7 separate regions of the Homo sapiens genome follow, and regions 2, 3, 4, 5, 6 and 7 are each linked to region 1. A link is a loop called in an ENCODE intact Hi-C map of the cell type or tissue named here. Cell type or tissue: PC-3. All regions are shown on one strand.

Region 1 (4,000 bases):
CATAAATGTCTTCTTTTGAGAAGTGTCTATTCATATCCTTTGCCCACTTTTTGATGGGGTTGTTTGTTTTTTTCTGGTAAATTTGTTTGAGTTCATTGTAGATTCTGGATATTAGCCCTTTGTCAGATGAGTAGGTTGCAAAAATTTTCTCCCATTTTGTAGGTTGCCTGTTCACTCTGATGGTAGTTTCTTTTGCTGTGCAGAAGCTCTTTAGTTTAATTAGATCCCATTTGTCAATTTTGGCTTTTGTTGCCATTGCTTTTGGTGTTTTAGACATGAAGTCCTTGCCCATGCCTATGTCCTGAATGGTAATGCCTAGGTCTCAGCCCAAAATCTCCTTAAGCTGATAAGCAACTTCAGCAAAGTCTCAGGATACAAAATCATGTACAAAAATCACAAGCATTCTTATACACCAATAACAGACAAACAGAGAGCCAAATCATGAGTGAACTCCCTTTCACAATTGCTTCAAAGAGAATAAAATACCCAGGAATCCAACTTACAAGGGACGTGAAGGACCTCTTCAAGGAGAACTACAAACCACTGCTCAATGAAATAAAAGAGGATACAAACAAATGGAAGAACATTCCATGCTCATGGGTAGGAAGAATCAATATCATGAAAATGGCCATACTGCCCAAGGTAATTTATAGATTCAATGCCATCCCCATCAAGCTACCAATGACTTTCTTCACAGAATTGGAAAAAACTACTTTAAAGTTCATATGGCACCAAAAAAGAGCCCGCATCGCCAAGTCAATCCTAAGCCAAAAGAACGAAGCTGGAGGCATCACGCTACCTGACTTCAAACTATACTACAAGGCTACAGTAACCAAAACAGCATGGTACTGGTACCAAAACAGAGATACAGATCAATGGAACAGAACGGAGACCTCAGAAATAATGCTGCATGTCTACAACTATCTGATCTTTGACAAACCTGAGAAAAACAAGCAATGGGGAAAGGATTCCCTATTTAATAAATGGTGCTGGGAAAACTGGCTAGCCATATGTAGAAAGCTGTAACTGAATCCCTTCCTTACACCTTATACAAAAATTAATTCAAGATGGATTAAAGACTTACATGTTAGACCTAAAACCATAAAAACCCTAGGAGATTTTATGAAAGATATGTTTTTATTGTCTAGATGGTTGACTGTGTTTTGTGGTATAATTTTATGGTGTATATTACTTGCTATATTTAAAAATATGGACTCGTTTTTTATTTTTTTAATTTTCCACATATATATTACTTACTCAATGAAGTGCAATGCCAAGTCAATGATGACTGTATGTATTAACTGTTAGCATGATGGCATTGTCAGTAAGAAAGATATTATCAGCCTCTGGCCAGTCCCTCAAGACTGCTTTTAAAATCTGTCAGGCTAAAGGCAGGAAACCATTTTGTTTGCTGTACAGAATTCCAGCAATCGCTGACTGTGCACTGGCAGCGTTGTGTGTGCTGGCATTGGCCTTCCCTCTTGGGTACAATGTTTTGAGCATTGCTGCCATTTAAATTCTTGAAATAGAATGGATCAGTTCCAAGTGGCATGATTGGTACAGGCAGTGCAAGTTTATTAGAGAGACTGAGGTTTGCCCTTGATCCCGAAAGAACTGTTACTTAAGTCTTAAAAAAACTTTATGTTGTATGAGAGCAAGTGGTCTATGGCATCCATTTTATGCTGATAATACTGCAATGACAAAATGCAAAATGTGGTAGCATGAACACAGAATGCATGCTTTAACCTAGCCACATAAAGCTTAACATGCTGCTGCTAGCAAAGTAAAACAAAGCTAGATCTATACTTTTATAACTATGTTCATATTTAGGCAATTTAATATTGAGTGCTTTATATGAATTTGACACATCTCTATTATGTGAAAACTATCATCTTGCCAATATAGTTTTTAATCTATATTGAGATGCTTACTTTTGGCACAAGATGGCACTTTAACTTCAGAGATTCAATGTAATCTCAATCAGTTTTCTCATTGCAAATGGAAAATATTCAGTAATTCATCCTTTGAAAACAGAAACCAGAGCTAGAAACAGGCAAAGATAAGCAGAGAACAATTTTGTAATAGATAAGTTGTTTACATTATGATGCAAGCGAGGGTGAATGGTGGAGGTGTGAGGGCAATTGCTGCAATAATCTTTTGTTTAATGAGTTTGAAAATTAGAAATTTGAAAATTATTTATTTTACATGTGAGCAAAGTACACCTCCAGAAGTATTTTTCATTTTAAAACTCATAGAGTTTCTCATCAATTTCATTTTCTTGAGTCATGTCTAAGATATTGTATTGTGACTCAGAAAATCTCACAATTGTTTGTATCATGTTACCTCACAAGTTACTTATAGTCTTATTGCTTCCATTACTACTGTTGCTGCTGCTGCGTGTGTGTGTGTGTGTGTGTGTGTGTGTGTGTGTGTGTACTTACTGTTTTCAAGGAGTGACAATACTGGTCCCTAGTTGATTCCTTTGGGAATTGACTGTTCTCGTTTACGTGCCTCGTAAAGTTTCTGTATCAGTGCACCCTATTACTGGATATCTCCATTGTCTAGTGCTATTTAGGCATCCTCTTGGGAAAGAGCATTGAGTGGTGCTGAATTTAAGATGCATGAGCTTGTCAGAGTCACTCTTGCCCTTCTCACTTTCATACTTAGCTGAAAGCATTGTTAACTCATGGCATTCCTTGTTCTTCATTTTACTGAATGATTTTAGACTCGATATTTAAAATTATTGGAACAAATTTGGACTACCTCTACACCTGCTAATATTCATGATTGCTAAACCGTTATAAGGAAGGAAATAGTAAAGAAAAAAGGTTAAATAATCTAGCATAATTGAACTTTTTATGAACTATATACATACTTTGCTTCATTGTTTTTAAGAAGCACATAAAATAAAAGTATAGTAGAATCACAGATTGGAATTATTTAAGGGCATGTAATAATCACAATGACATCTTTTATTCATATGGTGAATACATGTTTACTGAGCATTTTTATATATACTCTTTCTTTTCTAAAACAAATATATTAAATCTTTTATTAAATGAATGGAAATTGTATCCCGGTTTCCTCATTTATATGTGTGTACAAAATTTCTGTCCTATCTGCCTCAGACAGTTTTTTTTTCTGTCTTTTTGTTAACTTCACACCCACAGTTGTGAGGATTTTTGATCTGTTTTGTTTTGTTTTTGAGACAGAGTCTACTTCTGTCGTCCAGGCTGGAGTGCAGTGGTGCCATCTCGGCTCACTGTGACCTCCGCCTCTCCAGTTCAAGTGATTCTCCAGCCTCAGCCTCCCAAGTAGCTGGGATTACAAGCATCCACCACCATGCCTGGCTAATTTTTGTATTTATAGTACAGACAGGGATTCACCATGCTGGCCAGGCTGCTCTCGAACTCCTGACCTTAAGGAATCCACCCACCTTGGCCTCCCAAAGTGCTGGGATTACAGGCATGAGCCACCGCACCCAGCCTAGTTATAAGTTTTTAATTGGAACAACTGAGTTCATTCTTGCTAATTTAGGGGTTTATGTGATGATACTTCATGGGCCTTGCAATGGCTAGGGAAGATAGGCTTGAATGCTACACTCAAAACAAACTCATCTGCAACAGAGCCCATCACACCACAGGACTGTTCTGTCAACAGTTGCTGCTCAGTGCTTATCATATTGGGATGGGCATGTGGAGTGATCCTAGAAGAAGCAGATACATTTGCCACCCTTCTTACCAGAAGACGACTCTCTCACACAGTCATTACTTCATGTTGCTCCCTTCCACATCTTTATTTCAGGGAGTACCATAGGGTTGGTAAAACAGTTGGGATCACGTGACTGCATCCCAGCTTTAAGGGCATCTGGAAATGTAGCATTTTTCCCTTACAAAAGCACAATGTGGAAAATGTCAGTATACATAGAAATGGTTCAATGGGCAGGTGGCTAAAATGTTTTTTTGTTCTGCTGTTTCAGAAACAGAATTCAGAAATTGGA
Region 2 (4,000 bases), 110 kb after region 1:
AAATAAGGCGACTATCCTTGAATAAAGGAAAACAACCAGTTTTTGGCCTTAACCATTTGAAGGCTCTGCATGTAATTGTTTAGACAATGCGGATAAGGCCAAAATGAATCGAAAGAGAACTTGAACAGGTGTTTAAATATATCTGCTTTCATTTGTAATGGTCAAGAGACAAGACCTCTTATTCTAACTTTGTCTTGTAATTTATTTATATTTATCTTAGAAATATAAAAACATTGAACTCTCTTAAGAGTTCAAAAATTAAAAGCAATTAGAGCTTGTATTTTAAAAATAGCACTGACAAATTAGAGTCATGGTAATGCTTAAATGGCTCTTTTAGGATGTAAAACTTTGCATACTTTGTTGTTAAATAGCTGATTTAATGCTAAAATACATTTCTGTTTTAAAACTCTTGTAATCTCATGCATCAATTGTTTAAGTTCCACTAATGCAATAAATAGAAGAATAAAGTATTTGTTGAGATAATGAAATTCTGATTTAAAATATACCAGTGATTTTCTTTGGACCTTGAAGAGACCGCTTATAAATTATACAGCAAAATTAGTTTTATTCATATTTAAAATTTAGGATATGGATAGAAGCATGGTTTGGGGCAGGGACAGATCACTTTAAGAAAGCCAGGTCTGCCATTTGGGCAAGTTATTTAACCCTCTCAGTCTCATTTCCTTTATTTGTAAAATGGAGATAATAATAACTTACATTATAGCACAATTTGGAGGATTAAGATGCACTTAGAACAATGCCTGATGCATAATAATAAATGCTAATTATTCATATATTTATTAATTTGTTTTAAAATTGGTTCTCTTATTTTGTTGCATCAACATTTAAAGGATGATTTACTTTAAAAGCTATTTCTATTAATTATAAAATACCATTTGGCAATTGACAAACTTTTCCATGTCTTCTGATGAACCAGAGTACTGGACTAAGGAAAAACAAAACAAAACAAAACACCATTACTAAATTAAATTGACCTGAATTCTAAGTAAAGGGTAAGTTTTGACAGGAGATAAGTTCATATAATTTCACTTACTGTTCAGTCAGTTTTGTTAGTTCTCGCAGAATTAGACAATTTTGCTCTTGCCTTGGTGTGAATAACTAATTGCAGTAATTAACCTAACTTTAAAATGCACATGCAAGTGGCTTCCAAATTTTCTTTAAGGCCTTAACCCTCAAAGTATCTAAAACATCCATCCCAACTGGAATGATCTACTTAGGTCATCTCTGAATGACAGGTGGTCTAATGCAAAAACTAACGAATCTCTGAACACTGGGGTAAAACAGATTATAAGCCTACATTTATCCTTAAGAAGTAATTCAGAAAGATATTTCAAAGCTTATCAATATTATGTTGGATATATTTTTTCTTTTATTATTCTATTCAAGATATAATTTTTCTATGTAAGGAGTTACACTATTTCTATACGATATATATTAGAGGTAATTTTGGAGCTATGATTGTGTTAGAATAATAGAGAAAAATGGCTAATAGGGGATACTTCTGACTTCCATATGAATTTAATTTGTGAGATCTTTGCTCTCCAAGAAAAAGTAAACTTCTTCCAGTCATTTACTCTAGAGCCATACTCCGTCCCCTCAGAGTTGGGGAGGGTAATTTTCCAGTGTCTATCATGTGTGGCATCACGTTTCCCATTACTCCACCTCTCTAGTGAGGCTCAAAAACTTGACACAACATGACTAACAGGATGATGGTTGAAGATGTGGAGGGCTGAAGGGACTCTTACTCATTAAAAAGGAGTAGAGAAAGAAGAATGTGGAATAACATGCCTTGATAAGATGACTCAACTTAAAACACACCAGTTTGAAGAATGAGGAGGACAACATAACAGCGATAATTAGGTTGGAACAAAGAAATCTGTTGAGAGAAAAGGAGATCTCTCAAAACCTTTATGAGAAATTCTTCATCAGGAAAAGAAAACTGTTTTGAGTTAGAAGAAAAAAATGTTTTAAAGTGAGATATGTTGATTCTTTTCTCTGATTTAAACCTATTATTGCTAGTGGGAAAAGCAAGTAACAAGGAAAGCTGCAAAATCTAGGGAAATGACAAGAATTTACATGAGTCCACAGCACAGTTGTTTCAGGGCAATTTTTTTGCCGGTTGTTTATCCACTAGTATTCTGAAAGGTGATATGATTCATCTTTGAAAAGAAGTTTGTGTGAATCATGTTTTACAGTCTCTTTATTTGTAATCTGTGAATTTGCCCTTTCATCTGACACCATTGTTACTTCGAATAGGGAAAAAAGCAAAAGTTTCTAGGGTTGGAAGGATAGAATGTTAACAAATGGAGAATCTCAGCAAGAACTCTTGCTTTTATAAGAACTAGGACTATTAAAATATCATGGTTTATTTAAGTGAGTGTGAAGACTGAAGTAGAAGTCTGACTTTAGAAACTGCAGAAAAATAGAAGAGGTAATTTGTATTAGTCATTCATAGTCCTGATAGAAGACAGATAGCAAAATCTAATCTAAAAATTAATATTTAATAAACGAACTATTTGTGAAGATATTATAAGATTAATAAGAACTATCAAGATTATCTAAATTATTTGGAGCTGAAATCACCCTTTGGCTTGAGAAACAATGGGGGGGAACAGTCATTGAGACCCAGAAAGAGAAGCTGTAGCTGTAATACATGCATTCCTCACTGAAAGAAGCTGTGGCCTTTGGCAGAGAGACACGGCCATACTGTGATGACCCTGCAGGGAGGGAGGGAGTAGAAATAAATATTTTCCAATTCTTCTATTGGGGCCAGAAAACAATGCTCCCAAAATATGATGCTTTGGCATGCTGCAAGGACTTCTTGACCTCTTCCCATCCCCACCGCCAACACAGGGTGAAATTCTATGCTAATATTTCCTTATCTACCTTAAGTCCAGACTGCCAAAGAGAACACAATTGCTTCTATCCCCTTGCTGAAATGTCATATTATCTATCACATCAAAGAAGACAGTAATGTAATCACATTTAGATGAACTTTGTTCAAATTCCAAAGAGAATCATTTACAAGCTAATTTGTGTCTTCTGAGTTCATTCATTCCCCCTACAAATTGCCCCCTACCCCTTAAAATTACACTTCCCCCTATCTCCTTTCCCTCTGTAAAGAAGGGTATATAAGCATCTGGACCTCAGCAGGTTATTCTGTAATCATGCTCTTGTGATTCCCTTTTGCTTATACACATTGAAAACATGTGTATGCCTTTTTGTCCTATTAATCTGCCTAGTGTCAGTTTATTTTCAGTGAACCTTTAGAGGGCAGAGGGGAAGTTTTCTCTGAGCCCTACACTCACATCTCTTGCCAATGCTTCCCATACGTTAAACAAAATTGGAAACCAGAAGTTAAGAGAGCCCTTTCATGTAGTCCACAGAGTTAGCTCCACATGACACAGAGAATAATGGTGGAGTGATCAAGCAGATCTTGAGAGAAAACAGAAAATATACAGAAAATATAAACCAAATGTCTAATGATACACAGCCAGGATATACTGTTATTGAAGAATTTTTTTTCTTTGATAGGTGTCCTTATAGGTGTTGAGAACACAAAGGTGAAAAAGTAAATCATAGCCCCTGCCTTCCTCAGAGCATGTATTTAATATAATGTGTGCATGTACCTATGTGTGTTCACACTTGTATCATTTACCTGGATAATATACATGCATGTAGCCAGATAAAATCTTGAAATAAGTATTTTTATGTTTTTCATTCTCATTCACGATTCACAAATCTTCCTCTGGTAGACAGAAAAAATTATCATGCCTGAAGGCAGATTAGATGTGTTACAGCAGGAATACAGGGAGGAAGCTAATATATGGTTTGTTTTTGTTTAATTCCTTTTTTATTTTTAAGCAAGGAATTGAAATCAAAAGGGGAAGATACTGAGGGGAGAGGAGATTTCAGACAATGTCGTAACAAGATAGGAATACAAAAAATGGGAGATGAAAACAACTTGGCCCTTACCATT
Region 3 (4,000 bases), 730 kb before region 1:
CAGAGGATATGCACACACCATCAGCAAGACCTCTGCAGCGTGCTGCCAGTTCCCAAGCACATTGCTCTCTGGAGTGTGGCCAAGGTCCACTGCGACAGGTCAGGTTGTGCTGGAGTTACTGTAATATCCAAGCCATAACTGATGTGTTAGAAGCACCTTCTATGTATAATGGTAGAAAATCACCTAAATGTCCTTAAGAAAACCAGGCAGCCTGCTGTGTGGGCTGTGCTCCACAAGCGAACACAGAATTGTCAGCAAATTCTTTCCTGAGATGTCCCCTTTGAAAATTTATGCTGCACATTAGGTCCTCCCTTGTTTGTAATGCTGACTATGGATGCAGGCACTTGATTTCTCCTCATTTTGCAGATGAGTTGGTTTGAAGACTGGAATTAAAACATGAGTGGCTTATCAGATAGCAGTAATGAATGTGGCAGGAAGCCTGGAATCTGGACCTCATTTTCTTTCTCTGTCCCTTTCTTTCTCTTCTATTTTGCTTTTCAAATGGTTGTTGTTTGTATGGTTCACCTTGATTAAATTGGTTCCTAAAATATTTTTGGTATAAGCATGTAAATTCAGTTTGGTAAGAAACATAAATTTTAGCTATGTCAGTGCTAATAGAACTTTCTGCTATGATGCAAACATTCTGCATCTGTGCTGTCCAGTTCAGTAGCCACTAGCTACATGGGGCTATTGAGCATTTGAAATTTGGCTAATATAACTGAGGAAGTGAATTTTTAATCTTATTTACTTTTAATTAAACTAAATTTAATTTTAAATAGCAACTTGTGACAACTGGCCACCATATTGAATGGTGCAGATTTATAGACCAACCCATTCATTTTACAGATGGGAAAGTGAGACCCAGGGAGGCTACTGGAATTTGCCCAAGAGCACACATAATTAGTAGTTGACTCAAGCCATCTAAAAGATTAGTCAGCATCTTCTGACTCATAAAATAGTAAGTTCTGATATCTCAGCATAAAGTTTTAAGACTCTTTGCACCTTCAAAACGAAATGAAACAGGTGAAAACAAAAATGCTGCTACATTTTGTGCCAGGTTAACTTTTTGCATAATATTCTGTGAAAAAACAGGGCCCAAGAAGAAAATAGCACTGGCGAACGCTGCCTGTTATTCCACATAAAGCCCTAGAGTGGCGCTGTTGTATAACTTCTGATGCCTGCAAAAGCCAAATCAAAAAACCCAAACCAATGAAAAGCCACCTTGTTCTTCCTATTCCTGCTCTGTCCACCTCCAGCAGTTTATTCTTTTATGTTCAGATCTTTGAATATTTTACTTCCTAAAAGAAAGAGAAATAAAAATCTTTCTGTAGGTCTACAAAAATAGATTTCCTTATATAGGAGGGAGAAATCCTGAAGTTTGGTTCTTGTTTTATAAGGTATTGAAGATACTATGGAGGTTAACTCCTTGAGGACGTTTAAACGTATCTTTTTGAGTTTTTCAATAGATAAGATTAAGGTGGCATAGAGACATAACTCATCAATACTCTGACTTCCTGCTCTCTGAGGACACATTCTTCAATGACATCTCAGATCACTTAAATTATGCGTCTTGGTCAGAATGTCCTTTCTGGGAAAGGTTGGGGCAACACGATTTGTAGACTGCGGTAGGATAAGCACATTTGACAGGTAATGTGTGGTTTCAATCTAAGGCTTCTACACACCTCACTAAAAGGCACGTTAAGAATTTTTTTTGTGTGTGTAAGCAACCTAGCGCTTTAGCATCTTGGGTCCCCCGATTCAGAGCCTCCCATCCTATTAGTGTTGTTCTGTCTCCTGGAGAGAACACTTCATGTAGACATTCAGTGATGCCACGTGCCTTGTAATTCCCTTAAAAGTTAATGAATGTGTTAGAATTAATTTTAATAAACGTTGATTAATTGCAGTTTGATTTGCGTTTTGAAGAACAAAGGCATCGCAAATACAAATCAGTGTTTGGCAGATTTTTCTTAGTTGCTTTGAAGGTTTTCACAGCAGATGGCAGTGTTGCTCTGCAGATGCTACTGAGCCAGCCCGGTGGAGGCAGCCAAAATTCCTATACATGCTCTCCAGGCAGCGCTACAAGATCCGCACCCCCAAAATTAGGGCCTGGACACAGACCAAATGAAGAGTCCAAGCAGAATTCGAAAGAATCACTGAGACTGCTGTGAATTCAAAATATGGGGATTATTTGAACCTTCTTCTGTAATTTAATTCAATGAAGTCAAATTGAGTTCCTGACAAGTTCAGAACCACATACATGAATAAAATGGTCAAAAATTTCAAACAATGGTTGATTGTGTGTGTGAGTCAGGGAGAGGCCGAGAAAAGGATAGAAAAGATGTGTCGATGATACTATAGTATGCAGCATATAGATATATGCATATCTCATCAATTTACACTATCTATGTTACATATAGATACCATAGCAGGTCAATGATTACTGCTACAAAGATAAAAATCTCTTGTTACAGGTGCACAGAGAGGGAGTAAAACTGAATACTTTCCTTGTCTACAGAATGAAGATAGGATTAGTAATATTCCAAGGTCACTTCCGGCTCTGACATTCTGGACGTTTGTGAATATTTTCCTACATTGTGGTACTTCCACACCTTCAGAGTTGACGAAACAGACCATTGTCCTTCAAATCACACTAGCATGAGGGAAGCCATGGAGCTGGATTACTCTCAATGTCATATCTTTTTTGGCCTTTGGATGTTATTTAGCAAGATGTGTCCAAATTGCATGTGATAGTGACCAAAGCAATTAGGGAGATTGATTTGGCATGCACCATTTCATTCTGTGCTCCCTACAGGGAGAGACGGAGGAGCCCATCAGGGTCCAAGATAACTAAATTTGATTTTGCCCCAATTAAGACACTAACTTTGCAAGTTGTTTTGATGTTGTTATATTTAACTTAAACTTTATTATTTTAAAAATAAGTGTCTCAGAAACAAGAATTTCAAAATTATATTAAATGTACTTGTCCTTTCTAAAGGTCTTTCTGTCTCCCTTATGTTAGTTTATGGTTTGAAAAAAAAAAACACTAGTAACTTTCCGAATTTATTTTATGTTACTTTCTGAGTCTGTGTATCATTTATTAAGTCACATCAATCTGTTCATTAATTTTAGGTTGCTTCATTATATTACTATTGTTTTTATGTCGTTTGAAGGTATTAAAATGTCACAGAATAATAAGAACAAAAAAGCATGGCTGTAACAGCTCTGATATTTTCTGGGTATTGATTCCCTAATTGGATTAGAGTCTCTCTTTGACAGAATTCCAAGAAGGTAAAGGGCTAGGCCATGATTCACAACTGGTTGGGTCTGGTCCCAATGACCACCGTGATGCATATTCATTCAACAAACACTTACTAAGGGTCCACAGTGGGCCTGGCTCTGTGTGCTGTCAGTATTGCCCATGCAGCTATAGGGTGAGTAGCAGGAAAGGCAGCCTGAGTTTTGGAGTCTGTTCCAATCTGCTTTCATGTCTGCCTCGGAGAAGGAAGAGCCACTAGGAATTACTGAGGAGAGCCGAAATGGCAGGTGGCATGAAACGGGATGCTGAGGCTTTCCTCTCTGTGTGCTTGGAAGCAATGTGTGGCTTCTAGGTGATAGGTCTGGACTTTATGGGTATCTTTTGGGCAGCCTCAAAGACCCATGAACTCAGAGCTTGAAGGTTGAATCAGTTTTCCAGAGCTATAATGCCAGCAGATAGCTTCTGCAAGGCAGCTGATTGTTTTGTAAAATTTTGAGAGATGCTGGGAGTGTTGTAGCTCTTTCGCTGAAATGTGCACTATGGATTTTTATGCAACACTATGATTATGAAATGTCTATTACAGAAAATATTAATTGCTTGATTTTGCTTTCTTCCAATTAAGTTCTCTACACTTCTGTGGTGAGAGTTCTTGCAGATAGGACAAGCCAAGTTATCCTATAAGGCTCAAGTGTCCTGCTGTGCGCTCCTGTAGACCTACATCATAGCTATCTCCTGGAAGTAAGC
Region 4 (4,000 bases), 760 kb after region 1:
AGATTTTTGCAGTGGTCAGAGAGACCTTTTAAACTGGTGGTGAGTGTGAGTCCCAAGTTGAAACTTCTGGGTGGGGATTTGAGTCTTAGGAGGAGAAACTTTGTAGCTTATTTCTGGAGAGTTTTAACAGTATTTAAATCTGAAACATTTTCAGTTGGGCTGAAAATAAACAATTCATCAACATATTAAAGCAGTGCACTATTAAGAGAGAGTTGGAAGGTGGACAGGTGTATTAGTTCATTTTCACACTGCTGATAAAGATGTAACTGAGACTGGGCAATTTACAAAAGAAAGAGGTTTAATGGGACTTATAGTTCCACATGGCTGGGGAACCCTCACAATCATAGTGGAAGTCAAGGAGGGGCAAGTCACATCTTACATGGATGGCAGCAGACAAAAAGAGAGCTTGTGCAGGGGAACTACTCCTTATAAAGCCATCAGATCTCATGAGATTTATTCACTATCAGGAGAACAGCACAGGAAAAATCAGTCCCCATGATTCAAGCACTTCCCACTGGATCCCTCCCACAACACATGGGAATTCAAGATAAGATTTGGGTGGAGACACAGCCAAACCATATCAACAGGTCTTTAGTGAGAGCCTGTCCAAACAGATGTGGGCTACTGCTAAATTCCTGAGGGAAGACTGTTCAGGTTAATTATGAGAAACATGGCTAGAGGGATTTTTGCCATTCAAAGGCAACAAAGAATTGGGAGTTTGGAGGTACTAGAATGCAAAAAAGGCACCTTTAAATCTAATTCTCTAAACCATGAGATGCCAGAAGGAATCTGGCCTAAAAGGGCATAGGAATTGGGAATGATGGGGTGTATAGGGATTACTGCCTTGTTGATAGCCCTTATGTCTTAGACCATTCTGTAGGTGCTGGTTGACTTTCTGATTGCTAAGATTGGGGAGTTGCATTGTGATTTGCAAGGGCATCATAATCCCATGCTCAATTATTTTTTCATTAGGGGTTCTAGGCCCATTTGGGCTTCAGGCTGTAAGGGATATTGGGGTTGCGAAAATGTTCAGGTTCTCAAGATGGATTTTTACAGGGTATGCAAACAAAGAACGTCCTGCAATGGAGGTATCCCATACTTCTAGAGGAACTTGTTGTAAAATGTAGGATTTTAGGAGATTGGAGCTTTTGGTGGCAGGAGCTAGTAATGCTAATATTGGGCAGGCATGCTTAGGGAATTGAAAGCTAGTTTAGAGTTTTGTCATTATATCTTTTCCAAGTAGGGAGATAGATAGCACAGCTTGATAAAACCAGGAAAGGGTAAGTAAAAACATTTTTTCTTCAGAGTGCACAGTAAAGGGGAAGTGAAGCGTTCCTGCTGTAGCTTGCTGTCTATGCCAGTGAGGATGATTGAGAACCAATAGGTAGTTCTGGAAAAACTAGGGCTCAATAAGTAGACTTTGTGTTGATTAAAGACTCAATCTTATTCCCTGCCACATTTAGAGTTACCTGAAACTCAGCTATGGAGATGGTAAATAGAGAAGCCTGGGTGGCTTCTGAGCCTCATCTGTGAGCAGAGTTAGGGGCATTTGCTGTTGTCATCCTCCCAAATTGGCCCGTAATGGGAGTTGTTGGTTGTGGGATGGCCTTCCCACATGAGGAAGAGGTCCCGTTTCCAATGCCCCACTTGTTTGCAGTGTGCACAGGGGCCACCTGGTGGCCTATGAGGAGCAGAAGATGTTTCAGGAGGGTTTGGGAAGTTCCGGCTAATATTCCCTGGTTGATTATAGCAATAGCAGATAGAGGGCTCCTTAGTGGCCATCAGGCTCCAACCTGATGGCTGACCTGGGGTCCTTGGTATGAACAGAGAATTTGCAATGGCAGCAGCCATGTAGTGAGTCTGCAACTCATCTCTTTCTCAATCCTTCCCATCTCGTTTGGCCTGCAATATTTCTTCCAGATTATTAGAGACCTGAGGGCTGTGTCCAGCAAAGTGGGGAAAGGACTTTTTGTTTCGTGGTCTAGTTTCTGGAGTTTGGGCCTAATACCTGGAGAGGCTTGGCTGAGAAAATGAACAGCCAGAATAGCGAGGGCTTCTTAGGGTTCGTATTAGTATATTTTCTCATGGCTTTGGCCAGCCTGGAGTGAAATAGAGTTGAGTTTTTATTTGACCCCTGTGTTACCTCTCTTAGTTTGGGGTAGTTGCCTGGTTTATGACAGCCTTTTCCATGCCTTTAATTATAGAAGTAATCATATAATTACAACATTACCTGCCAGCATTTTCCTCATGGTAGCCCCATATAGGATTAACATCAGGGACTGTCATTCTCCCTGGGCCAGACTCCTGATGGTTCTGGTTATGAACCTCATCTGCCCATTGTTGAGCTAGATACGGAATTAAGGTCTTCTCTCATGTATACAATAGGTGGTAAGGTTAATATAAAGGTCCTGCCATTTGAGATTAAAGAAAATGTAAGTCCTTTGAATTCCTTTGTGAATTCAAAGGGTCCTGGTTACAGGAGCTAAACTTAGCTTTCTTTCTGAAAGAGGACTCTGATGGTGCCTAGATTCCCATTTGCCCCTTCTCAGTGTAGCAGAATCTTTTCTGGGCCCAAAATGTAATTATAACTGACCCTGGCCTAATATGTGAAGTGGAGAAGGGTCCCTTAAGGCAGAGGCACTGGAAAACGACATACAAGTTTGGGATGACGAAGAGAAGGTGAGGGAGAAGGAGCAGGTAGAGTAGGTATACTTGAATGTGAAGGTAAATTTTCAGGGGAAGAAGATGCAAGGGTGTTCTCAACTGGTCTATCTGGATGGGCAGAGTGGAAAAGGGCAAAGGAAGGGTCATCTAGAATGTAAGAGAAGTCAGTGGGTTAGAAAATTTAGCCAAGCACATTCAACAGATTTGGCAGAGATCAGGATCCCGAGAGAAAGTCATGAAAGCCTGGACATGAGGAATTTCAGGCCATTTAGAAATTTTGTGACAGAGCACATCAAGTTGCAAAAGAGTATTAGAATCCAAAGTCTTTTTCAGAGACCAGGCTAGTTGATCTGGGAGGCCAAACTACATTATACAGAAAATTAGGCACTTTCTTTTGAGAGTCTGGGAGCCAAATTTGTCCCAATGTTTTAGGTTGCAACCCAGAGGTGAGTCTGAAGAAATAGATGGAATTTGCTCTATGCTGGGACTGAAAAACTTTCTGCTGCTTGGAGCTAATGTCCACTGGGGACACAAACTGCATTTTCACTTGGGCATCCTGCCATGGAAAAGGGTTCCACTTGTATCTGCTCAGGGACTCTGAGACACATTTTCCAAAGGGGAGTCCCAACTATTGTAAGAACTGGCACTGGGGCCAACGGCCTACAGCACTGGTGCCAATGACACTGGGGCATTTTGCTGGATGGCCAGTCCAGTATGAAGAACGAGGGAGAAGGGTGAATTCAGCCTGAAACCAGCTAAGGAGAGGGAATGACAACGGGAGATTCATCACTTTAAAGCCGCTTGAGATCACATGATTTGAGAACCTCTGAAGCAGGAGAGGAAGTTGTCTTCACGGGAGAATTAGAGCAAGTGAAACAGAGGGTCTAAGTCTCCTAAAATGTTTGTGGAACCACACAAAGGAATTGGGGACCTCTGACCAGAGAGGGTAAGAGAGATTTCCTCCATTATGGGCAAGGCAGCCAGCCCTGTTTACCCCTTGGCCTTCAGGAAACACCAGGGGGTGGACCTGGCCATGTATCATCAACTACCAGAGGGCTACTATAAGCTGGCTGCTGGAAGGCTGAAAAAAAAAAAAAGAAAAAGAAAAAAAGAAAAATGAACCTAGGTCCCTCACCTGAGCAGGTGGTGGTAGTCACACATTTCTGCATGGAAACCCTTCAGTTTCACCAGAGTGTAGCCCTGGACAGACACCTTCAGTTGTCTCTGTACTTAGACACTGACCTCCAAGGGTCTTGAGTAGAAGGGGAGAAAGGGAGAGGAGAGTCCGCATATGGAGAGATTTCCCACAGGGAGAGAAGTTCTGTAGGGGAAAGGT
Region 5 (4,000 bases), 200 kb after region 1:
TAAGAGTTTCAAACACAAAAACACTGCACAAAAATATTTTATTATTTTATCCTTATTTTATAAACTTTTATCTACTTAAATATTTAAAATTTATTTTTTAACTTTTTATTAAAAACTAAAACATAAACACACACGTTAGTCTAGGTCTACACAGGGTCAGAATCATCAATATCACTGTCTTCCATCTCCACATTTTGTCCTATTGGAAGGTTTTCAGAGGCAATAACATGCATGGAACACTCTAGTCTCTTAGAATAACAATATCATCTTCTTGAATACCTCCTGAAAGACCTGCCTGAGGCTATTTACGTTTAACTTTTTAAAGTTAGAAGTACACTCTATAATAACAAGGAAAGTATAGTATAGTAAATACACAAGCCAGTAACATAGTCATTTATTATTTTTATCAATTACTATGTACTATATATAATTGTATATGCTATAATTTTATACTGCTGGCAGAGCAGCAGATTTGCTTACACCAATTTGTTTATTCACAGACAAATGAATAATGTGGGGCACTAAGACCTTGCAACCACTATGACATTACTAGGCAACAGGAATTTTTCAGCTTCATTATAATCTTATGGGACCACGTAGTATATGCAGTCTGTCTTGACTGAAATTTCTCTCTGCAGTTTATAACTGTACTCAATCAAATATAAATAACTATAAAGTGTGAAGTGCTTATCAAGGGGATCTAATTTTGTCTTGGGGGAGTGGAGTGGCTTCAGTAAGGTATGTTTTTTTAAAGATTAGCAGAATTTAACCTTGTGGAAAATAGTGCTAAGAATTAGAGGTGGAATGGTCTTCCAGACATCACTGGCCATCAGATAAATGCAAATCAAAACCACAATGAGATACCATCTCACACCAGTTAGAATGGCGATCATTAAAAGTCAGGAAACAACAGGTGCTGGAGAGGATGTGGAGAAACAGGAACACTTTTGCACTGTTGGTGGGACTATAAACTAGTTCAACCATTGTGGAAGTCAGTGTGGAGATTCCTTAGGGATCTGGAATTAGAAATACCATTTGACCCAGCCATCCCATTACTGGGTATATACCCAAAGGATTATAAATCATGCTGCTATAAAGACACATGCACATGTATGTTTATTGTGGCACCATTCACAATAGCAAAGATTTGGAACCAACCCAAATGTCCAACAATGATAGACTGGATTAAGAAAATGTGGCACATATACACCATGGAATACTATGCAGCCATAAAAAATGATGAGTTCATGTCCTTTGTAGGGACATGGATGAAGCTGGAAACCATCATTCTCAGCAAATTATCGCAAGGACAAAAAACCAAACACTGCATGTTCTCACTCATAGGTGGGAACTGAACAATGAGAACACATGGACACAGGAAGGGGAACATCACACACCCAGGACAGTTGTGGGGTTGGGGGAGGGGGGAGGGATAGCATTAGGAGACACACCTAATGCTAAATGATGAGTTAATGGGTGCAGCACACTAACATGGCACATGTATACATATGTAACAAACCTGCACGTTGTGCACATGTACCCTAAAACTTAAAGTATAATAATAATAAAATAAAAAAAAAGAAAAAGTCATTTCCACATGCTCTCTCATGGTTATTTTGGTGATGAGATGATAAGAAGGGAGGTAGTAGCATATTTAAGTAGCTTTTATTGGATTCAAATAGGTGAGAAAACAAGCCTGTCTTGCACTTCCAAGAGTGAACAGCCAATAATATCACTCAGAGGCCTTTTATTTCTGCATATGCTTTTAACTGAAGGTTGACCTCACATAGTTTTCTAACAATGATTTGTAGTAAGACCTGTAGCATCCAAATTTAATTATTATCTCAAAGGACCAAATTTCAAGTAAAAAAATGGTCACACATATTAGAGGTCCAGGGAATCTAGGCAAAAGACAGATCTCTATATTCAATTCTTCATTTTCTATGGGAAGAATTTCAAATTAAATTAATAATTTTTTTCTCTTTTTTACCTTTATTTGTTCCTTTTTTGTTTTATTTTGTTTTGTTTTTAGAGTCGGGTATCACTCTGTCTCCAGGCTAGAGTGCAGTGCTGTAATCATCCCTTGCACGCACTACAGTCTTAGACTGCTAGGCTCAAGCAGTCCTCCCACCTCACCCTCCCAATTAGTTGGAATTATAAGCCTGAGCCACCTAGTGGATCCTTAATAGATTTCTCCACCAAACAGTTTCTAATTGCTATGTTTGCATAAGGACTATCCCTGACATGATATGAACCATCATTTTTCAGGAATCCTCTAAGAGCTGGCATGCACATTAATAGGATATATATAAAAATCAAATAATCAAAAAATCTTAAAGATGAAACAAAAAATGTTACTTCAACTATTTAATAGTTACTACGAATAAAATGATGATTTGAGGGCAGACTGTTTTTCTTGAAGAATAGGGAGAGCACAGTATAACTAACAAAAGTACCTATTGCTATTTATAACAGAGTTGAAAATTTAGGGGACACTGATTTATTTACTATATTTAATAAACATATTTAAATGCTCGAATTTTCTGTGTAAGTCAGAATATATCTAGTCATTTTCAGATAGGCCTCTGATTTATAATGGAATATTACTGATGTTTCACATATAAATGCAAATCTTTTTCTATGAAGAGAATAGGAAATTAACAGATACAATAAACCATATGCTGTACAAAATAAACATTATTTGAAAAAATTTCAAAGTATAGGATCAGCAGAAGCATTTCAGGTTGTTTAGATATAGAATTCCTATATAAGCATACATATAAGCATACATATCAGGCAAAATTCCACATGTAGAAAAAGAAATCTCAACTTTTTATTTTATAATTTGCATCTCATGGTTTATTTTATGAGACAATAATTTGCACTTAAAGGACTAGATGTTACAGATTATTATTTAATTACTTTGCCTTGATAAATTGAGAGGCACTAAATTTCCTTTTAGAACACATCTGAAAGCTCCATTGGCACTTCTGAAAAGAGAAGTGTTAAAATATGCATATCCTGGATCATGCTTTCCAAATTGTTTTAGAATAATAAATATTCAATTATTTTGTCATGGGCTTCTTATTATTCTTTTCATTATTTGAGTTCTTGCTCTGTTGCTCAGGCTGGAGTGCAGTGGCACAATAATGGCTCACTGTACCCTCGAACTCCTGGGCTCCAGTCGTCCTCCCACCTCAGCTTGCTGAGTAGCTGAGACTACAGGCATAGGTCACCATCCCACCCTAATTTTTATGTATTTTGTAGAGGCAAGATCTTGCTGTGTTTCCCAGGCTGGTCTTGAACTCCTGGAGTCAAGCTATCTTCCCACCTCACCCTCCCAAAGTGCTGGGATTATAGGCCTGAGCCACCGCATCAAGCTATTTGTTTTTTGTTTTGTTTTGTTTTTCACATGTTTACTTATGTTTGTGAGTTGGCCTTCTTTAAAAATCAAGATTGCTTTAAAATGTATAATGATTGAAAAATATTTTTTGAAGTTATTTAATTTTTACGTGTGATCACTAGAAATATTGAATGTAGAAATGCTATTAGGATGCTGACAATGAATATATCTAACACAATTATGAAGGTTTTAGAAACTAGAAGGTATTTGTTTATTTTTGAATTATGTTTTATGCTTTCAAAATGTCCAAGTGACCAATTTGCTCTCCTTTGGTATATTTTCGTATCCATTAGTTATTCTATTATAAATTACCTTAAAATGTAAAAATCGATACCTTTAAAACATAGTAACTCTTAAAACAATTTTATAAGTAATTTGTACAGGTAATTTTATACTCTTTAGATTTATTTGAATACTTCCTTAAAGAGGAAAATGAAAAAATATAGGTCAAGAATTATCAGGCATAACAATGACACTAATTACAAAAGACTTGAAAAGTAAATTTAATGTTCATTATTGCAAGAGATAACTACTGGATTCAGGTAAATTATAATATATAGAAATTCAACTTTCATAAAATACAACATACTAAAAATA
Region 6 (4,000 bases), 370 kb before region 1:
CATCTTTTTAAGGCAGATTTTTCAAAGTCATATTATTTCCTTGTTCAAACATTTTCAATGTTTGCCCATTGCTTGTAATTTAACGACAAAATCTTACCTAAGAATTCAAGATCCTCTACAATATGATTTATATCTCCTACTCCATATACACAAATGTTGCTCTGCTTAAATTGTTCCCCTCTCTTTTGTACCCATTCTTCCCCTAACCGACCCCATTTTTTTCAACTTAAAGGGACGCTACACCAACATCAAGGCTCATGCCAAATGCCATCTCATAGAAGCTGTTTCTGATCCCCATAATACATAAAATTTCCTTAAGACTTTTTTTTTCACACGGCTCTTGTGCCATTTCATTTTATATTTTAATCATTTGGTTATCATTTTATTTCACCCTTTTGGAATGCACCCTCTTGGAAGGAAAAGACAGTGTTCTGATGATCTATTCTAGCACCTAACATATAGTGGATTATCATAAATGCTCAATTAAAAAAACTGTTAGGTTAAACTAAGCTCTAAATATTGAACTAAAACATGAATGGACATTAAAGTATTTATTTTCATTTTGGTTGATTCATAACCAGCCATGGTACAGTCATAGAAGTAGGGAGAAGGGTACTTGAGAAAAGGTGAAACATATATCCATAAGAACTCAGTGTTGCGTATACAAAGCCTCATTACTTGGAAGCTGTTCACAGCTGAACAGACATTTAGTATAATTAATCAGTACAGAGAGAGGGAGAAAAAGAGAGACAGAGGGAGACAGAGGCAGAGACAGAAAGATAATCTTAAACTAAAAACTTAACTGCTATAAGTAGGTATAATAGCCCAGATTTTTATTCTATTATTAGAAAGTTCAATATTTTGGCAAGCAAAATATTTAATAGATGAATTAAAACAATTATTCAAAATCACATAATAATAATAGCTAACACTCATTGAATTTTTCCAATGTGCCATGCTGTAGGTAAACTGCATGCATTATATCTCTTAATCTTCCAAAAAGCCCTATGAAGTAGGCATTATTTCCCCCCATTTTATAGAAAAGAAAACTGAGGTTAGGCTACCCAGTGGGTAATTAATTGAGCCAGAGTCACACCTGGGTCAGTCTTGCTCCAGAGCTCATGCTCTTCCTATTTTATTTTTATTCCCTCCCAAATGATCTATTTTCCCATCAGTTTTCCATAGCTTTTCAGTTTTAGAAATTTTCAAGTTGAGAGCCATGCTAAGGCATCTGCCTGGTGAAGACCAGGAAATGAGTCATTTTCCAGATCAGGGTGAAGTTCATAGTCCCTGTGCACCACAGACAGACCATCCTATTCATCATCTCCTGTACATTTAAGCTCCATTGCCTCCTTTTACCATAAACATTAACAAATTAGGACAATAAGGCTGGAGTTTGCAGCTTAAATTCAACCAAGAAAAAATAATTTGGGATTCTTTGTTTGCCAGATGTGCATGATAGGCTGATAATCAGGAAAAGGGAAAATTCACCATCACTGTCGGTGTGGTAGGTTTTAAAGTGTGACCTCATCATTCCATTCTGGGGATGTAAAATGTGTTCAAAGACTTATCTATAACGTCTGAAAGTATAAACCTCATAGAAAAACAAAGTTGAATTTTTTTAAAAGTGACTGGAGTATTAGAAATATTTTTAAAAATCAATCCACTTCAGCCAGGATGACATCATAATGTAATCATTGAAAGTAATTTATTAAAAATAATCTGAACAAGCCCCTCAAACTGACTTCTAGTTCCCATTTTAAAGGAGATAAATTGGGACCTGGAGCTGCTACGTTAAATATTCAGCCAGATAAGAAGTGTGTTTGCTTTGTGACAGACCCCTTGAAATGGGGTTTGTTAAAATGAATGCACTGCATTCACAGAAACAGAAGCGCTTCTGGGTCCTGCTGGCAATAAATCCAGCAATTCGATTTTACTTGGATGTTTATCATCTCTCTCCTTCTGTGCACCGCAATGCGAAGGGGGAGGGGAGACGGCTGTAGTTCAGCTTACAGGCTGCTGGTGTCATCCCATTACCACAGAATGAAGATGGTGCATGGCGTGTTGCTATTCAAGCATTTAATACATTAGTCTGTAATTTTTGTCTTGGAGGTAATGAGGCCTGACAGCTTCGGCTGGTGCATGATAACAAACCCACACTGGTATCTTTCAAATTCTTCGTTGCCAAATTCATAAAGGAAGAAATGACTTTTGCAAGATGACAGTAAACATGCTTCATTTTATAAGACATTGTGGTTAACAACCTGAAACAATGAAGTATTTTTTTTGAGCTATAGCTAAACTAATTTGAGCTATATTAAAAGTGCTGATGTGGATGCCAAGCCATTGCTTTTTTTGCTTTTGTTTTTGGCTTGTTTTCTTTTTGGTTAGGGGGAGGAAACTCAGGAAAACATACACAGCTTAATTCTCAGAGTTTGACAATGGTCATAATAATGATGGTAATAAAGAGTTCTGCCAATAGTTCCCTCCCTAGGGCCTTATCTTGAAAAATAAAAAGAAATCAAGCAAGATGGGTTCTTAGAAAGGCTGGGATTGCCGCACAGCGTTGTCACTTCAGTACACAGATCAGCTGCCGTGGAAGACAGGAGACAGACTGCTGATGAGCACCTCAGTGGAGTATCATGGCTTTTCAGTGACAGTGAAGTGCAAACGGGCTTTCAGGCAACTGAGAAATCTTTGGAAAAAATTTGTTTTAACACCCTCTGACAACTGGTTTTTAAGCATAATCATTGGAAGAAACCCATTGCAGGAATCATTTTTAGTTGAAATTAGCTGACAAATCCAAGGCTCATGGGGAGTAACTGGCATTTGAATTGTGGAGTCTTGCCAAATGCAATAAGAAACACATTTACTAGGAGTAAATATTCCTGTACCCCATCAACCAGGGTTAAAGAAGGGGCCCACTGTTCAGACACACACTTTTCTCTTTTTGAAAGCTCTGTTGAATCCTAAATGCAAAGTTCTAAAAAAGAAGACCGGAATAGAAATAATGAACAAAGGCAGGTCTAAGAGGAATGACATTACCAGTTCAAACAATAAAATTGTTCCCTCTGTTTAGAATAAAGCCATGCTATAGAGATGTGAAAAATTTGGAGATGAGAGAAAAGATGCATTGATTTGAGTATCTGTATTTGTAGGTACAAAAAGTTATTCATTGTGTTTTATTTAGCACTAATAATATAAATTAATTCTTGCTGATAATTATTTTTAAGAAAGAAGGATTAATAACTTTAAAATTTTAAATTGAATTGAACAATCCTGGCATTATAACTGCTTTTTAAAGATAATCAGATTCCTGTAAGTTTATAAGCTAGAAGTCCTTAGAAAGAAAATAGGGAAATCAATCTAGTCATCTAAGCAAAAGATTGTATAACAAGTGGGTACATTTTTCTAATAGAAAATACATTTGAAAAAGATGGCTTTCTACTTAATCACATCTTTCTTTACTGCAGATAGATTGTCTCCTTCAGAACTGTAAATGTTTTAGAGGATATCACTTGATGCAGCAGACAAAGAAATGTCCTAAAATGTTTCTAGGAAATATAAAAGCGTTCACATAAAATGAATAAGACTTTATGCTCAAGAACAATTATTAAATGTAGCAGTAGGCCAAACATTTTCATACTGTTATTTCCAAAATCTTAGCCTTCAAGAATCCAAATGGAAAGTCATCATACCATAGACTCTGAGATTTTAAGCAAACTTTTATTTTGGCCTTACTTTCCTTATATTAAATAAGCACAAGCATTTTTAAGTAATCTTTTATATTTTTCCTAAATGTTCACCATAGCATAGACAGTTCACCTTGCACAAATGCATAGCTTTACTTAAAAGTTGTATTCATAGTTGAGTTTATTTTGTGTGATCGTGTTTGAAGGCAACTTGAAAGCAGATGTGAGGACCTACTTTTCCTCTTCTGAGACACTGCTGTGACTCAAAATGCTATGGACCTCTTCCAGTAGTCTATAAGAAGGATTCC
Region 7 (4,000 bases), 430 kb before region 1:
TCTTCAAGTAGGGGACAACAAATGGGTAATTTGTTCCCCACATTCATGTAGATAATAGCTCCAGCTTTGACTAATATGACCCTCCCTAATAAGGGTGTGGGACTTTCGGGCATAATAAGAAAGGCATGTGAAAAGAGCAAAGTCTCCCAACTGCAGCTGAGGAGGTGAGAGAAATACCTGGTAAGATTCCTCGGATAGTAACAGAGTTTGAGGACAGTCGTCTGGGGCAGGAGATTAAAACTGAGAAGGCTGTACCAGTGTCCAGGAGGAAGTCCACTTCCTGGCCCTCAGTGGTCAAACTTACCCGGGGCTCTGTGTGGGTTGATGGCATGAGCTGGTGCTTGCCCCGGGCACCCTCAGTCCTGTTGCTGAATCATCTGGTTGGGCGCTTCTGGTCCAGAGGTCCTTCATCCTCTGGGGCAGTGGACCTTCCAGTGATTGCCTTGGCATATTAGACATGGGTGAGGGGGCGGTTTGTTTCTTGTTGGACAATCTTTCTTAAAGTGTCCTTGCAAACTGCACTGATAACAAGCCCTACTAGGCAATTGGCCTGCTCCTCTTTTGGTTTCCTCTGAGCAACCAAGGTCTGCCTGTCTGAGGGCCATGACTAAGGCTGCAGCCTCTCTTTTATCTCACTTTTCCCTTTTGGTCTGTTCCTCTTGGTCCCTGTTATAGAACACCGAGGTTACCAGGTTTAATAATGTCTCCAAATTTTGTTCTGTGCCTAAAGCAGGCTTTTGGACTTTTCTCCTAATGTCAGCTGCTGATTGGGTGATAAATTTATCCTTTAGAATAAGTTGGCCTTCCAGGGAATTCAGAGTTAGGGAGGTGTGCTTTCTTAGAGCCTCCCACAGCCTTTCTAGAAAGGCTGAGGGATTTTCCTCTTTTCCCTGTGTAATTGTGGATAGCATTGAGTAGTTCATAGGCTTCTTCCTAGTTCTCCTTAACCCTTTCAAGATACAAGTCAGGAAGTGCCTGTTGCTCCAATCTCCATGATCTGAGTTGGTATCCCAATGGGGGTCTACACTGGGGACTACCTGTTGCCCTGTGAAGAATTTTTCCTTTTCCTCCAGGATCATTCAATTGTTTACCTGGCTGAGATACCATAAATCTCCAAATTGCTGGGCTGCCGCCAAACTGCCTCCTTTTCAGTAGGACTTAAGGTCTGATCAAGGAGCAACATGATATCCCTCCATGCTAGATCAAAGGACTGCCCTAACCCTTGTAAGACATCTATATAGTGTTATGGGGATCATCCGAGAATTCCCCTAAATCTGTCTTTATTTGTTTTAAATCTGAGAGTGAGAAAGAGACATGTACACGGGTGGGCCCAAATTCCCCTCCTACTGTTTGTAAGGGACATAGTTTGGGTATGTGGTTCGCGGAGCTTGTGTTTTCTTTTCGGGGTGCCTCTAACACTTTGGTGAGGCCTGATGGTGGAGAGTGAGTGAGGAAGGAGAATGGGAGGAGACCCTGAGTATGGATGCAATTGTGGGTCTCTGTCATTTGGGCAAAGCTTGCAGGCTTGGCACAAGGCAATATTGTCACGAAGGGCAAAGAAAACCTGTACATAAGGGACTTCACTCCATTTACCTTCCCATTTACAGAAAAGATCTAGTTGTAGAATGGTGTTATAATTAATACTTCCCTCAGGGGGCCAAGTTTCTCCATTTTGTAAGGAATACTGTGGCCAGGCATTGGTACAGAAGAAAATCAGCCACTTCTTTTTTAAGGTCTTGGGTCGAATTTGTCCCAGTTATTCAGGATACATCTTAAGGGAGTGTCCGGTTTTGAAGGTGTGGTGCCCATTTGAAATTTTAAACACAGGGATGCCCGCAACCTGGTTAGTCTTAGGGACTCATCTTCCCTTAGGGCATCCCCCAAGGGTCAAGTCTAATTGTGCTTGAAGTGCATGGTCGCCCTTGAGCCTCCCATTTGCCAGATTTAACCATGCTTACTGACGGAATGGAAACTGTCCTTGTCTCCTGCCATGCGCCCATAGGCCACTAGATGGGGCACGAGGATGGTTGGATTTATTGTAGTCCTTTTGCCAATGCATCCTACCTGTTCCAAGATGGCAAGGCCTGGGTCAGGGGCACCACTGATGCTTGCATGCTAAGGCCCAATTTACGTGGGCCTGGCCATAAAACTGTCCTTCAAGGAGAAATCTCTGAATCAGCGACAGGAGGCTTAGTAAGCTTAAAGAGGTTGGTGGATGTCCTCTAGGCCAGGGCCGAGAGAACAGCTGCTGTACTTTAGCCTTCTGTCCCCACTTGCCATCAAAGGAGTAAGCCTCTCTCTCAAGGGGGTACCAGTATCCTGTGTCCCAACTGACTATATTTTCTTCCATCCAATACCAATTATTGAATGGTTGAAACAACAATTCAACAGCTCTAAGACCCATGCCTGTGCACCACAGATTGTACTTGAGAGGCCCCAAGGAAGGGGAAAGTCTATCCGGGGAGCAATGGAGGAAATGCTCTAAGGCTTCTCCTATCCACATGAAAATTACAGACCTGTTTAAATTGTCCTGATGTGGGGGACCATACACTATGCTGGGGAACTGGCCCTTCAAAATAGCCATCAAATGGCGACAACTGCCTAAACCCTGGAGGGCACCATGAACAGGGATCTTCTGGGCACCACCCCAAGAATTTAAGGCTTCTAAATAGGGAATCTCGATCCTGCCTAGTGGGAATAATCTTGCTTATGAGTTGAGGGACAAAGTCTAACTGGTGGGCATTAGGACCCAGGAGGCAGGAGTCAGAAGATGTGGCTGTCTCATGCTCAGTAACCCATGCAGGGGGAGCCTCTGGCGGGGCCATAGTATCAACCAGGATATCTGGGAGACCAGGACGTCCGCTGAGTGCTCCTGGGTGTATTTCGGGACCACCATGGAAAGCGAAAGAGTTAGAACTGGTTCCAGGCAAACCAATGCTCCTGACTCCGAAGGGTCGGGGGTTGTTAGAGAGCCCTTTCCCAGACAGCCTGACACTCGTGTCTTTAGTCCGGCAGCCACACTAATCCCCTTTAAATGGCAGACAGGTGCCCAGTGTTTAGCCTTTGAATTCTAAGGAAGGACAGGACAGAATAGCAAATGAAAGAGGTCCATGGTGCTCACTTCGTGGTGATTGGGATGCATTTCCTGGAGTCTTCTGGCTGGCTCCCCAAATGTAACACCTAAGGTTCTTAACCTAGCCACACCAAGAATTGGTGCGGTGGCTGACCATGGCAAATGATAGAGACCTGGACTGAGAGAGAGTGAGCAGTAGGTTTCATTGAGCAGAGCAAGGGTACAAAGGTTCCACAGTGTGGAAGGGGTCTCAAACAGGTTGCCACTGCTAGTTTGGGTATTCGCCTTTCAAACGTTTTAAGTTGGGAGATACATGAGGCGGGAAGCTTGTTACAGGAGTGAGAAACAAAGGCAGTAAATTGTTTTGTGATATGTCTTAGACTTTGAGGAAAATCAGAATTGCAACTTAGGCTTTATCTACTTTATGACCTTACAGCGGCATGGCAAAAGAGACAGGATCTTACGGGACTTTACAAAGTATGTTTACAAAGAATTGGAATTGGGAGTGTAGATAAGGTCTGCTGGTCACAGAAAAATGGGCAGTTAACATTCCCTCTACTTTAGTTTCAGGGGAGGGGGAAGGGAGAGAGGGAGAGAGGACACGGGGACACTAACAGCAAAATTTTTGCTGTTTATAGCTTTCTTGGGGAAGAAAACACATGCACAAATCGTGGTGTTAGGAATATTTTAAGCATATATCTTCAATATTATTCATCCAGGACCGAAGTAAGTCCGGATGCAGGAAATGAGTGAGTTTCACAGCTTTCTGAGCCCCTACTTGGCCCAGGAAGCCCAACTGGTACCTCCTCTCACTTTCCCCCTTTTCCTGTGGATGTGGCTTCCTGTGAGCTGAACTGCAGTGATTGTTGTCTCTCTTCTGGGTCTAGCCATCCAGTGAGTCTACCTGGCTCTGGGTTGGTACTGGGG

The links. Hi-C counts contacts between places; a loop is a spot of excess contacts. Peaks named below come from ENCODE experiments on the same cell type or tissue, not always from the same donor. Only the 100,000 strongest peaks of a DNase experiment are listed, where the experiment ranks them.
Region 2: it touches region 1 in a loop (5-fold over the local background); 2 of 110 quality-filtered maps call a loop at or near these places.
Region 3: it touches region 1 in a loop (4-fold over the local background); 4 of 110 quality-filtered maps call a loop at or near these places.
Region 4: it touches region 1 in a loop (22-fold over the local background); 5 of 110 quality-filtered maps call a loop at or near these places.
Region 5: it touches region 1 in a loop (5-fold over the local background); 3 of 110 quality-filtered maps call a loop at or near these places.
Region 6: it touches region 1 in a loop (5-fold over the local background); 2 of 110 quality-filtered maps call a loop at or near these places.
Region 7: a loop joins it to region 1, with 14 times the contacts of the local background. A loop is called at or near these places in 5 of 110 quality-filtered maps.

What each region holds. Positions count from the first base shown.
Region 1 is chr3:162,283,974-162,287,973 of GRCh38, forward strand. No RefSeq gene overlaps it. Among named protein-coding and RNA genes, the nearest start is that of OTOL1, 790 kb to the left of the region's middle. In PC-3, a CTCF peak has its summit at 1,937 (motif pointing right); a DNase peak (open chromatin) is centred at 2,368; H3K4me3 peaks cover 354 bases; H3K27ac peaks cover 1,146 bases.
Region 2 is chr3:162,389,339-162,393,338 of GRCh38, forward strand. No RefSeq gene overlaps it. Among named protein-coding and RNA genes, the nearest start is that of OTOL1, 890 kb to the left of the region's middle. RefSeq lists an enhancer at 1-156. In PC-3, no CTCF peak of the experiment used is centred here; DNase peaks (open chromatin) are centred at 1,733 and 2,153; H3K4me3 peaks cover 706 bases; H3K27ac peaks cover 2,462 bases.
Region 3 is chr3:161,558,451-161,562,450 of GRCh38, forward strand. No RefSeq gene overlaps it. Among named protein-coding and RNA genes, the nearest start is that of OTOL1, 64 kb to the left of the region's middle. In PC-3, CTCF peaks have their summits at 1,148, 1,985 (motif pointing right) and 2,193; DNase peaks (open chromatin) are centred at 931, 1,151 and 2,021; H3K4me3 peaks cover 1,056 bases.
Region 4 is chr3:163,041,610-163,045,609 of GRCh38, forward strand. No RefSeq gene overlaps it. Among named protein-coding and RNA genes, the nearest start is that of LINC01192, 260 kb to the right of the region's middle. RefSeq lists an enhancer at 1,547-1,716. In PC-3, CTCF peaks have their summits at 1,685 (motif pointing left) and 1,885; a DNase peak (open chromatin) is centred at 1,682.
Region 5 is chr3:162,487,893-162,491,892 of GRCh38, forward strand. No RefSeq gene overlaps it. Among named protein-coding and RNA genes, the nearest start is that of LINC01192, 810 kb to the right of the region's middle. In PC-3, a CTCF peak has its summit at 2,201 (motif pointing left); no DNase peak of the experiment used is centred here.
Region 6 is chr3:161,912,899-161,916,898 of GRCh38, forward strand. No RefSeq gene overlaps it. Among named protein-coding and RNA genes, the nearest start is that of OTOL1, 420 kb to the left of the region's middle. In PC-3, a CTCF peak has its summit at 2,033; DNase peaks (open chromatin) are centred at 1,273 and 2,023; H3K4me3 peaks cover 894 bases; H3K27ac peaks cover 2,670 bases.
Region 7 is chr3:161,850,154-161,854,153 of GRCh38, forward strand. No RefSeq gene overlaps it. Among named protein-coding and RNA genes, the nearest start is that of OTOL1, 360 kb to the left of the region's middle. In PC-3, a CTCF peak has its summit at 2,015 (motif pointing right); a DNase peak (open chromatin) is centred at 1,998; H3K27ac peaks cover 1,119 bases.